Regions from separate parts of the Homo sapiens genome. Here region 2 is linked to region 1. Evidence: chromatin loops called from intact Hi-C (ENCODE). Cell type or tissue: stomach. All regions are shown on one strand. Links, peaks and the distances in the headings refer to the core of each region. The heading gives the core; the rest is flanking DNA.

Evidence for each region. Hi-C counts contacts between places; a loop is a spot of excess contacts. Peaks named below come from ENCODE experiments on the same cell type or tissue, not always from the same donor. Only the 100,000 strongest peaks of a DNase experiment are listed, where the experiment ranks them.
Region 2: a loop joins it to region 1, with 2.5 times the contacts of the local background. A loop is called at or near these places in 9 of 110 quality-filtered maps.

What each region holds. Positions count from the first base shown.
Region 1 is chr1:151,241,703-151,247,075 of GRCh38, reverse strand. It overlaps PIP5K1A (phosphatidylinositol-4-phosphate 5-kinase type 1 alpha), which reads right to left. Exons shown (of 16, transcript NM_001135638.2): 13 at 4,807-4,953; 14 at 4,509-4,638; 15 at 111-156. Among named protein-coding and RNA genes, the nearest start is that of PSMD4, 10 kb to the left of the region's middle. In stomach, for the core only: no CTCF peak of the experiment used is centred there; no DNase peak of the experiment used is centred there.
Region 2 is chr1:151,173,601-151,178,966 of GRCh38, reverse strand. It overlaps TMOD4 (tropomodulin 4), which reads left to right and starts at 2,986. Exons shown (of 10, transcript NM_013353.3): 1 at 2,986-3,043; 2 at 4,050-4,214; 3 at 4,420-4,576; 4 at 5,352-5,366. The coding sequence starts at 4,092. VPS72 (vacuolar protein sorting 72 homolog) reads left to right here. Exons shown (of 6, transcript NM_005997.3): 5 at 822-966; 6 at 1,936-2,663. The coding sequence ends at 2,323. In stomach, for the core only: a CTCF peak has its summit at 2,811; no DNase peak of the experiment used is centred there.

The DNA of each region.
Region 1 (5,373 bases), core at 94-5,093:
GGAGGTACCCAGATCCTCTAATCTTGACAATTAACTTCCTGCTCCAGGCCATCAGTGATCCTCTTTATACCTTGCAAAACGTTCACCTCCCACACATCCCAGATACTCACATGGGTGAACTCTGACTCTGCAACTTCAAGCTTTTCCAAGGTTGTACTAACAGGAGAAAAAAAATGGAAGCAGAGAGAAAAAGAATTAGAAGACAACAACAAAGGACTCTCCTTTTAAATCTCATACTGCTTCTCTAATTTTCACTTTGGAATCAATTTAGAATTTGGAAAGAAGAGGCTGAGAAGCTACTAGATTTAGAAGCACACTGTTTTAATTAACCATATTTAGCTTCTTGAATACTATAAAATATTTCCCAGTACCCTGCCCTCTTCTGTTTCAATCTCCAGGTGTCGTAGGTACCCTCTAAGATTGCCCCCAATAATCCCTGCCTCCTGAGATCCATGCCATTGTGTAATTCTCTCTCAAGTGTGGGCTGCATTTAGTGATTCTCTTCTCATGAACAGAATGCAGCACAGGAGATGGAATGTCCATTCTGAGATTAGATTACAAAAATACTGTATCTTCTTCTTGGACTCATGCTCTAGCCCCTGCTTGCCTGCTCTGAGGAAAGCCAGCTCCTATGCTATGAGCTGGCTATGGATAGGGCGATGTGACAAGGAACCGAATACTGCCAACAACCATATAAGTGAGCTGAGAAGCTGATCTTCCCTCAGATAAGCTTTTGGACTAATAGCTTGACTGTAATCTCGAGAGAACCCGAGCCAAAGGCATCCAGCTAAGGTACAGAAACTGGGATAACAAATTTTTGTTTTCTTTTTGAGACAGATCTCGCTCTGTCGCCCAGGCTGAAGTGCAGTGGCACTATCTTGGCTCACTGCAACCTCTGCCTCCCGGGTTCAAGCAATTCTCTCGCCTCGGCCTCCTGAGTACCTGGGATTATAGGCACAAATCACCACACCTGGCTAATTTTTCTATTTTTAGTACAGATGGGGTTTCATCATGTTGGCCAGGCTGGTCTCGAACTTCTGGCCTCAGGTGATCCGCCCTCCTCGGCCTCCCAAAGTGCCAGGATTATAGGTGTGAGCCACCACACCCAGACTGAGATAACAAATGTTTGTTTTCAACAGCTAAGTTTGGGGGTAATTTGTTACACAATAATAGATAATACAGACTTTTGTACCTGGAATTGAGGTGCTGCTATAACAAAAATCTAAAATTTGGGGGTGGTGGCCTGGTGCAGTGGCTCATGCCTATAATCCCAGCACTTTGGGAGCCTGAGGCAGGCAGATCATCTGAAGCCAGGAGTTCAAGACCAGCCTCAGCAACATGGCAAAACCACGTCTCTACCAAAAATACAAAAATTAGCCAGGCATGATGGTGCACGCTTGTAATCCCAGCTCCTCGGGAGGCTGAGGTAGGAGAATCGCTTGAACCTGGGAGGCGGAAGTTGCAATGAACCAAGATAGTGCCACTACATTCTAGCCTGGGTGACAGAGGGAGACCCTGTTGGCAGAGACTGCAGTGAACCAAGATCGTGCCACTGTACTCCAGCCTGGGCAACAGAGTGAGACTCCATCTCGAAAAACAAAATCAAAACAAAACAAAACATTGGGGGTGGCTTGGAGGAGCATTTTAGTGAAAAGGTAGTGTCCTGAATATGCTGTTTATAGAATTTTGGACTTAAAGGGGGTTACCAGTGAGGGCTTAAAGTGAGAAAAATTTTATTGGAACTTGAAGGAAAGGAGATCCTAGTAAGGCAGCAGCACAAAGTTTAGCAACAATGTGATTTGTGATTATGTGAGAAGTAGAATATGTGCCTAATGAATTGGACAATCTAGCTACGGAGATTTCCAAGCAAAGTCCTGAAGGTGCCACCTGGTTTTCTCTTGATGCTTATAATAAAATATAGGAGAAGATAAAGAAATTATGGGAAGGACTATTAAACAAAAATGCCAGAACTTGATAAGTTTTGAAAATTCTAAGCCTCTCCAGAGAGCAAACGATGCTAAAATTAAGAAATGGCAGGCCACATACGGTGGCTCACTTCAGGAGGCAGAGGGAGGAGGATTGTTTAAGACCAGCCTGGTTAACACAATGAGACATCTCTACCAAAAAAAAAAAAAAAAAGGCTTTTGAGCAAGGATAAGCTCCAGAGCACTGCCAAGAAAATGTGGTCTAAAGATGAAGGCAAACATATGACTGTGAAACATCTTATTAAGACCTCAGAAAAACAAAAGGTATTGGTTCAGAGTATAGTCATCCCTCAATATCTGTGGGGGACTGGTTCCAGGACCCCTCCTTGAATATCAAAATCCACAATGCACAAGTCCCTTATATACAATGCTATGGTATTTGCATATAACTCACACACATCCTCCATATACTTTATTTTTATTTATTTTTCTTTTGAGACAGGGTCTCGCTCTGTCACCCAGGCTAGAGTCCAGTGGCGCGATTTCGGCTCACTGCAACCACTGCCTCCGGGGTTCGAGCGATCCTCCTGCCTCAGCCTCCTGAGTAACTTGGACTACAGGAACATACCACCACGCCTGGCTAATTTTTTTGTATTTTTGGTAGAGATGGGGTTTCGCCATGTTGCTCAGGCTGATCTTAAACTCCTAGGCTCAAGTAATCTGGCCGCCTCTACCTCTCACAAGTGTTGGGATTACAGGCGTGAGCCATCACGCCTGGCCCTCCATATACTTTAAATCATTCCTAGATTATTTATGATAACTAATACAATGTAAATGCTATGTAAATAGTTGTTATACTATATTGTTCAGGGAATAATGACAAGAAAAGTCTGTACATGTTAAGTACAGGCCTAACTGTACAGTACATATCAGCAACAACATAACATTTTCACGACTTTTTTTTTTTTTTTCAGTATTTTTTCGTTTCTTTCTTTTTTTTTTTCAAAGGGATGGGGTCTCGTTATATTGACCAGGCTGGTCTCAAACTGCCTCAAGCAATCCTCCCACCTCAGCCTCCCAAAGTGGTGGGATTACAGGCATGAGCCACCACACCAGGCTCTCAAGTATTTTCAGTCCACAGTTGGTTGAATCTGGGATGTGGAACCTGTGGATACGGAGGGCTGATTGTGCTATTCAGTCATACAAAAGGCTGTTCAGAAGATTATGTTTCACAGATCCTTTCAACCGAAAAACAGAGTCTGTAAGAAGCTTAGGTCTCATAAAGAAGATATTTATGAGTGTGGCTTTTGTCTAATGGAGTAAATCCCAAGGAGAATCACAGGAGGCCCACAAAATCTTCTGTATCAGTAGAAACACTGCCATCTTGGATCAAAAAGGACAGAAACAGTACAAAATAGAGACCACTAGTTCCCCTAAAATTCTACTGGAAAGAAGCAGCCTGAGAAAAGAACTCAGGTAAAAACACACTCTAGCTTTGATGAAAAAGGAAGACTCAGAAGACAAAACCAAGAGTCTAGAGGGTAGAGCCAAGAACCACGGAGAATTATTCTTCTGCTTTGAGGCCTGATAAAAGAAACTCCAACATTTCCTGGATTTTGGAACAGCAAATAAAATCAATGACTCCTTTTTGTGCCTCCCATTCTCCCCTTTTATGTACAGAAATGTGTATATTGGTTATCTAATGCCTGTCTCACCATTGTATGCTAGGTACATGGGGAAAGGATAACTTGTCTCTTTGGTTCCACAAGTTCACAGATTGAGAAGAACTGTACTTGAGGAGCTGTGCTTAAGGAACTATACCTGGGGGGCTCATCCAACCGGACCTAATTTAGGTAATAAAACTCTGGACTCTGAGCTAACGCTACAATGGGATGAGACCCTGGGAGGGGGTCAGTGTATTTTCGACATGGAGGTATGTAAATTACTGGAGACCAGAGAGCAGACTATGACAGGCAGTTTCTAAGATGGCTCACAATGATCCCTGCACCTCCTGGTATTCACACCCATGGGTAATTCCTTCCTCTTGAGTGTGGGCTGCATTTAGTGAACAGAATGTAGCACAAGTAGAATGTCAATTCTGAGATTAAGTTATAAGAGGCCATGGTTTCTGCATAGGCACATGCTCTCTTGTTCACTTGTCAGATAGCCCAGGTGCCATGTTCTGAGCTGTCCTATGGAGAAGTCCATGTAGCAAAGAACTGAGGGAAGCCCCCAGACAACAGCCAGCAAGGAACTAAGGCCCTCAGTTCAGCAACCCACAAGGAACAGAATCCTACCAGTAACCACATAAATAAGCTTAAAAGCAGATCTTCCTGTTTGAGCCTTCAGATGAGACCCCAGCCCTGGCCAACAGCTTAAATGCCACCTCATGAGAAATCTTGAGCCAGAGGACCCAGCTAAGCTGGGCCTGGATTCCTGACCCACAGAAAGTATGATATATGTTTGTTATTTTAAGCCACTAATCTTTGGGGTAATTTATTATGATGCAATCAAATTATAGAGGTTTCCAAGGACTTGAAAAGAGAGATAAGATTATATGGAGAAAGGGGCCAATAAACCAACCTTGTAGTTAGCATTTGCAAAGTCTCTCCAACTAGAGGTGAGAAACTGGGGTCAGGAATAGGCGAGCCCTCACTGATTTCCTCCAAAGGTGGAGTCTGAGGTAAAACATCAGGACGACCAAGGTGAACGCCTGGAAAAAAGATAGAGAAGATGGGGTACAGTAAATACAAGGAAAAATATGTAGCAGCTAGGCTTCCTGGATAGAAATGGGAGCAGAGGTCCTGGCCAGACAAGATAAAGGCTCAGAAGGAAGGGAGGGAGTACCCAATCACATGGGGACCCCAGCCCTAGCGCTGACCTGGCTCCACTTCTGCCTTTGTTGTCACTTGTGCCTTGTGTTCCCCAGAGACCGATGGCTGGTAAGTAATGCAGGAGTTGCCACTGGAGCCTGCTCGCCGAGAGAAAGATGAGCCAGACCGAAACTTTTTGGAAGGAGAAGGCTTCACTTCAAAAGGGAAAGAGAGAGCCTACTTAGCAACTACCTTAGCAACTATTACCAAGACATAGATACAAATAATTGCTAGTATCCCCAACACACACCCAAAGTTGGTCTGAAAAGTGAAAAGGCTAATGTCAACAAAGACAGGCCTATGAATTACTATTCAGAGAACAAGGTGTTAGCTCACTTCACTTTCCAAGAGGCATGAAAACCTAGAAGAAAGGAAACATATCCACACCTAACCCCCCAACATGGAGCCTTGATGACTGCTTTACTTCCATCAGATGAAATGTACCCTATTGCATAATTCCTTTTTTTTTTTTTTTTTGAGATGGAGTTTCGCTCTTGTTGCCCAGGCTGAAGTGCAATGGCGCGATCTTGGCTCACTGCAACCTCCACCTCCAGAGTTCAAGTGATTCCCATGCC
Region 2 (5,366 bases), core at 367-5,366, 68 kb after region 1:
AGTGCCTGTAATGTGGAAAATGCTGTATCACCCTGATAATATTTAGGCAATATGAGTTATAGTCACTGCCCTTAAGGAGGAGACATATATACCAATAGTGCATCGCCATGGAGCAGTATCACGGAGACCAGGCAGGTAACATGAAGTGTGCAGCCAGCCAGAGGGATGGTGGTGAACTGGAGAGGAGTGCCTGAAAGGAGGAACAGTTACTCAGCTCAGCTAATTGTTCCCCTGTAAGAATGCAGACCCAGGGTTGCGAGATTTTCTTGTTGTTTAAGAGCGACCAGAAATCTCTATATTTAAATATAATTTCCTACCTTACTAATTTTTTTTTTGGAGATATGATCTCACTCTGCTGCCTAGGCTGGAGTGCAATGTGGTGCCATCTCAGCTCACTGCAACCTCCACCTCCCTGGCTCAAGCGATCCTTCCACCTCAGCTTCCCAAGTAGCTGGGATTACAGGCGTGTGCCAGCACACCCAGCTGTAGGAGTGAATTGACAGGGCATTTGTAGAGGAGATTTTGGTATCTGGGAAAGCAAATAAGCTCCTCATCAAAGGGTACCTTCCAACTCTGAGGTACTATAGAGGGCCCAGGTGTACTTGAGAAATGAGCAGAGAGGATGTCAAGAAAAAACTTATAAGCAGAAAACTTACAAAATGGGAGGTGCCAGACGGCCTTAGGGGACTTCCATAGTTGTCTCTGGTAGTTGGCAGTGACTAGATAGCCAGGAAGATAATTGAGAGATCGTGGGACAGTACTGGGATATGGGAAAAAGGGACATTCTGATCATCCCCTCATTTCTTCCTTTGACCCTAAAGAGACATATGAGCGGCTCGAGGCTGATAAAAAGAAGCAGGTTCATAAGAAGCGGAAGTGCCCCGGGCCCATAATCACCTATCATTCAGTGACAGTGCCACTTGTTGGGGAGCCAGGCCCCAAGGAAGAGAACGTTGACATAGAAGGGTGAGTGAATCTCAAGAGGAAAAGAGATTGTGTGTTCAGCTCATGTTCTCTTGGCCCCATTTTGCTTGCTTTTCTCACACAGCTCTCCTTAACACTTGGAGATTTCTTTCAGATTCCTAACTCCCTTCAGCTCAATTTCTTTTTCTTTTTTTTTTTTTGAGACATGATGCTGCTCTGTCACCTAGGCTGGAATGCAGTGGTGCAGTCTCGGCTCACTGCAACCTCCACCTCCTGTGCTCAGGCGATCCTCCCACCTTAGCCTCCCAAGTAGCTGGGAGTACAGCCACACATGCTAATTTTTGTATTTTTTGTAGAGACGGTTTCGCTGTGTTGCCCAGACTCCTGGGTTAAAGTAATCGTCCCGCTTCATCTTCCTAAAATACTGGGATTACAGGTGTGAGCCACCGCGCCCAGCCCAGCTTATTTCTTTCTTATTCCTTTTTCTTTTAGCTTCTCTGTTCTTCTCTTTCCTGTTTTTCCTTCTAGCCTAGCTTTCTTTTCCCATCAGTCACTTAGTACGTTCCTCAGAATGTTCCCAACACCCTGCCTCCTTTTTCTCTTTCCTCATCTCTCTGATTTCCTTCTTTCTTTCTTTTCTTTTTTTTTTTTTTTTGAGATGGAGTCTCGCTGCTCTGTCACCCAGGCTGGAGTGTAATGGCACGATCTTGGTTCCATGCAACCTCCGCCTCCTGGCTTCAAGTGATTCTCCTGCCTCAACCTCCTGAGTAGCTGTGATTACAGGCATCCGCCACCACGCCCGGCTAATTTTTGTATTTTTAGTAGAGACAGGGTTTCACCTTGTTAGTCAGGCTGGTCTCGAACTCCTGACCTCGTCATCTGCCTGCCTCAGCCTCCCAAAGTGCTGGAATTACAGGTGTGAGCCACTGCACCCAGCCTGATTTCCTTCTTTCTGTATCTGTTGTCTTCTCTCCTCAGCTCTTTGTGTTTTTCCTTGTCTTTTGTCCTCAGACTTGATCCTGCTCCCTCGGTGTCTGCATTGACTCCTCATGCTGGGACTGGACCCGTCAACCCCCCTGCTCGCTGCTCACGTACCTTCATCACTTTTAGTGATGATGCAACTTTCGAGGAATGGTTCCCCCAAGGGCGGCCCCCAAAAGTCCCTGTTCGTGAGGTCTGTCCAGTGACCCATCGTCCAGCCCTATACCGGGACCCTGTTACAGACATACCCTATGCCACTGCTCGAGCCTTCAAGATCATTCGTGAGGCTTACAAGAAGTACATTACTGCCCATGGACTGCCGCCCACTGCCTCAGCCCTGGGCCCCGGCCCGCCACCTCCTGAGCCCCTCCCTGGCTCTGGGCCCCGAGCCTTGCGCCAGAAAATTGTCATTAAATGAAGAGATGTCTAGTCCTCAGAAACTTCTTTCCTGCCCTGATTGGGGCTCTTGCTGTTCCGTTTCTTCTCCCTGCTTCTCCCCTTTGTCATCTCTGATCTTTGCCTAATCTGTTTCTTTTTCCTTTTCCCCTAGTTCTTACAGGTTTCGTTGTGTTTTTTAATCTAATAAAATAGAAAGATCCCTTTTGTCTGGTGTCCAGTCTAGGGTTGGGAGCAAGAAGTATTTGAATACCTGCATATATTTGGGTCTTTATTCGATAGCATTTATTATGAGCTGTCCTTTCTAAATTGTATTCATTCCTCCAACTAAATTATAAACATCTGAAAATTGCACACCAAAACACATCCTTGTATTGACCTTCCTATCACTTTACACTCACTGTTTTGAATACAGCAGGCACCAAATAAGGAGGAACTGGCTGATTCTAGTCGAACTCATATGTCTCAGACTGGGGCTTGTATGAAGGGAAGTGGAAGAGATGCCATGGCTGTTAATGACCACTAGAGGCTCTCAGGGCTGGGCAGGGTATGGGGGCTGTGTATATGTGATCTCCCACTACCCCCCACCTGGCCAGAGCTAAAATAATAAAATGCTGAGCTCACTGTTCCCCCACCCTCTCCCCCGGCACCGGGCTCCTCCTGCTGCTGGGACAGTGCTCTAGTAGAACAGACAGACCTACTGACACAGGGGAGGTGAGAAGGGAGGTGACCACCAGGACTGGTAGGTGGGGAAGACAGGGGGCTTATGGATGAGAGCCCGGTGGGAGATGGGAGGAGAAGAGTGGCTCCTATGGGGAATGATGTGGAGTGTGTCCCTGTCTCTGTCACTCAGTGTATATTTCTGCCACTGTGCCGTCCTACCCCTTAACTGTGTATAGTTTACATTGTCGATGTGTCTCACATACTTTCTGGATCTTTCATATTCAGCATGGTGTGTATGCATAGCTCCTTATGCGTATCTTATATTGTACAAAATTGTGCGAGTTTAATATTCCCACTGTTTTTAAAGAAACTTTACCCTATTTACACCCATTGGTCTGGTGTCACCTTCCTGTCCAAAGCAAGGGACAGATTATGGGGACTCACAGAGGCCTTACTACCCTTCCCCCAACCTGGAAGTCCCCCAACTGCTCCGAGCCCTTGCTTTCCCTTAAGACTTCAAATTTTAGCAAACACAGAAAGTGAAATCTTGATCCCCCACAATAAAAGGGAAATGAGGATGGGGTAAGAGACTCTCTCTTCCCCTTACACCTCATTGTCCTTGGTTTTTTTATCCGGTTTAGGAAAAAGCCTGGATTATGAGGAGGAGAGGAGGAATTTCCCTGAAGCTCTCTATTCCCCCACCCCTCATCCCCTTTCAATAGGAACTGGGCATAGGACCAGCTGTGTTGGCAGGGCTTCCAGCAGCTGTGTTAGGGCGAAGGCACTGACAAGTGAGGTTATAGGGGAGGGGTGCTGCCAGGATTTCTCTGTCATACCGTGGGAAGACAAACCCAGCTTAGATGTCTGGGATCCCCATCCAGAGTGGCTGGAAGCTGGGGAAGCAGAAAGGAGACTCTAGTTCTAACTCTAAACAACCTAATCTTCCCCACTTCCCATCCTCAACTAGACTTCTAATCTCCAAGAAATCCAATCCAATGTTCTGCCCCCCTGGCTGGTCTCTTTGTGTCCCTGCTGTGTCCCTGTCCATCTTACCATTGTCCATCCTTTTGTCCCATGTTGCCCAGGCTCTGTGAGTACCACACAGTGGGGAGGGGGTGGGGGCCACCATGTCATCATATCAGAAGGAACTGGAGAAATACAGAGACATAGATGAAGATGAGATCCTAAGGACCTTGAGCCCCGAGGAGCTAGAGCAGCTGGACTGCGAACTACAGGAGATGGATCCTGAGGTAGGGGCTCCAGCACAGGGAACCAGAGGCAGTCCCAGGCATTTGGGAAGGGTGTTGGGCTCTGGGTGGCTGAGAATAGGGTTTGCTACAGGACCTAGGGTCCTAAGAAGGCCAGGGGAAAGGTGTCCGGTGATGTTTTAGGGAGCCCTAGCAGTACCTAGGTCAGAGGGGAGGTCTGACTTGCTCCCCAAAACTCATCCCTAAGAACATGCTCCTGCCAGCTGGACTAAGACAACGTGACCAGACAAAGAAGAGCCCAACGGGGCCACTGGACCGAGAGGCCCTTTTGCAGTACTTGGAGCAACAGGCACTAGAAGTCAAAGAGCGTGATGACTTGGTGCCCTTCACAGGCGAGAAGAAGGGTATGGGGACCCTGACATCCATGCCTCGTAGAACCCAAGTGGCTGTGCTGTCTCTCACTCGTCCCCACTCCAGTTTCCCTCTCACCTTCCAGCTCCTAGTTGCCTAGGGACTCAGATGCCCTGACACTTAAATGCGAGCTTGCACTCTTCAGTTCTTTTTTTTTTCTTTTTGTTTGAGACGGAGTCTCACTCTGTTGCCCAGGCTGGAGTGCAGTGGTGCAGTCTCGGCTCACTGCAAGCTCCACCTCCCGGGTTCACGCCATTCTCCTGCCTCAGCCCCCCGAGTAGCTGGGACTACAGGCGCCCACCACCACGCCCGGCTAATTTTTTAGTATTTTTAGTAGAGATGGGGTTTCACTGTGTTAGCCAGGATGGTCTCGATCTCCTGACCTCGTGATCTGCCCGCCTTAGCCTCCCAAAGTGCTGGGATTACAGGCATGAGCCACCGTGCCCGGCCGCTAATTTTTTGTATTTTTAGTAGAGATGGGGTTTCACCATGTTAGCCAGGATGGTCTCGATCTCCTGACCTCATGATCCACCCGCCTCGGCCTCCCCAAGTGCTGGGATTACAGGCGTGAGCCACAGCGCCCAGCCCCGCACTCTTCAGTTCTTGAGAGATCAGGGGGCTAAGGACTCTTGAGTTTGTAGAGGACTCAGGCTTTCCAGTGTCCCTTCGTGACGCAGCATTCTACCTCCTGGAGGAGGAAGGAAACCTGGAGGCCAGGATCTTGGGAGAAATTACCTCTACCTGAGCCATCCTTCATCTCCCCATCAGGGAAACCCTATATTC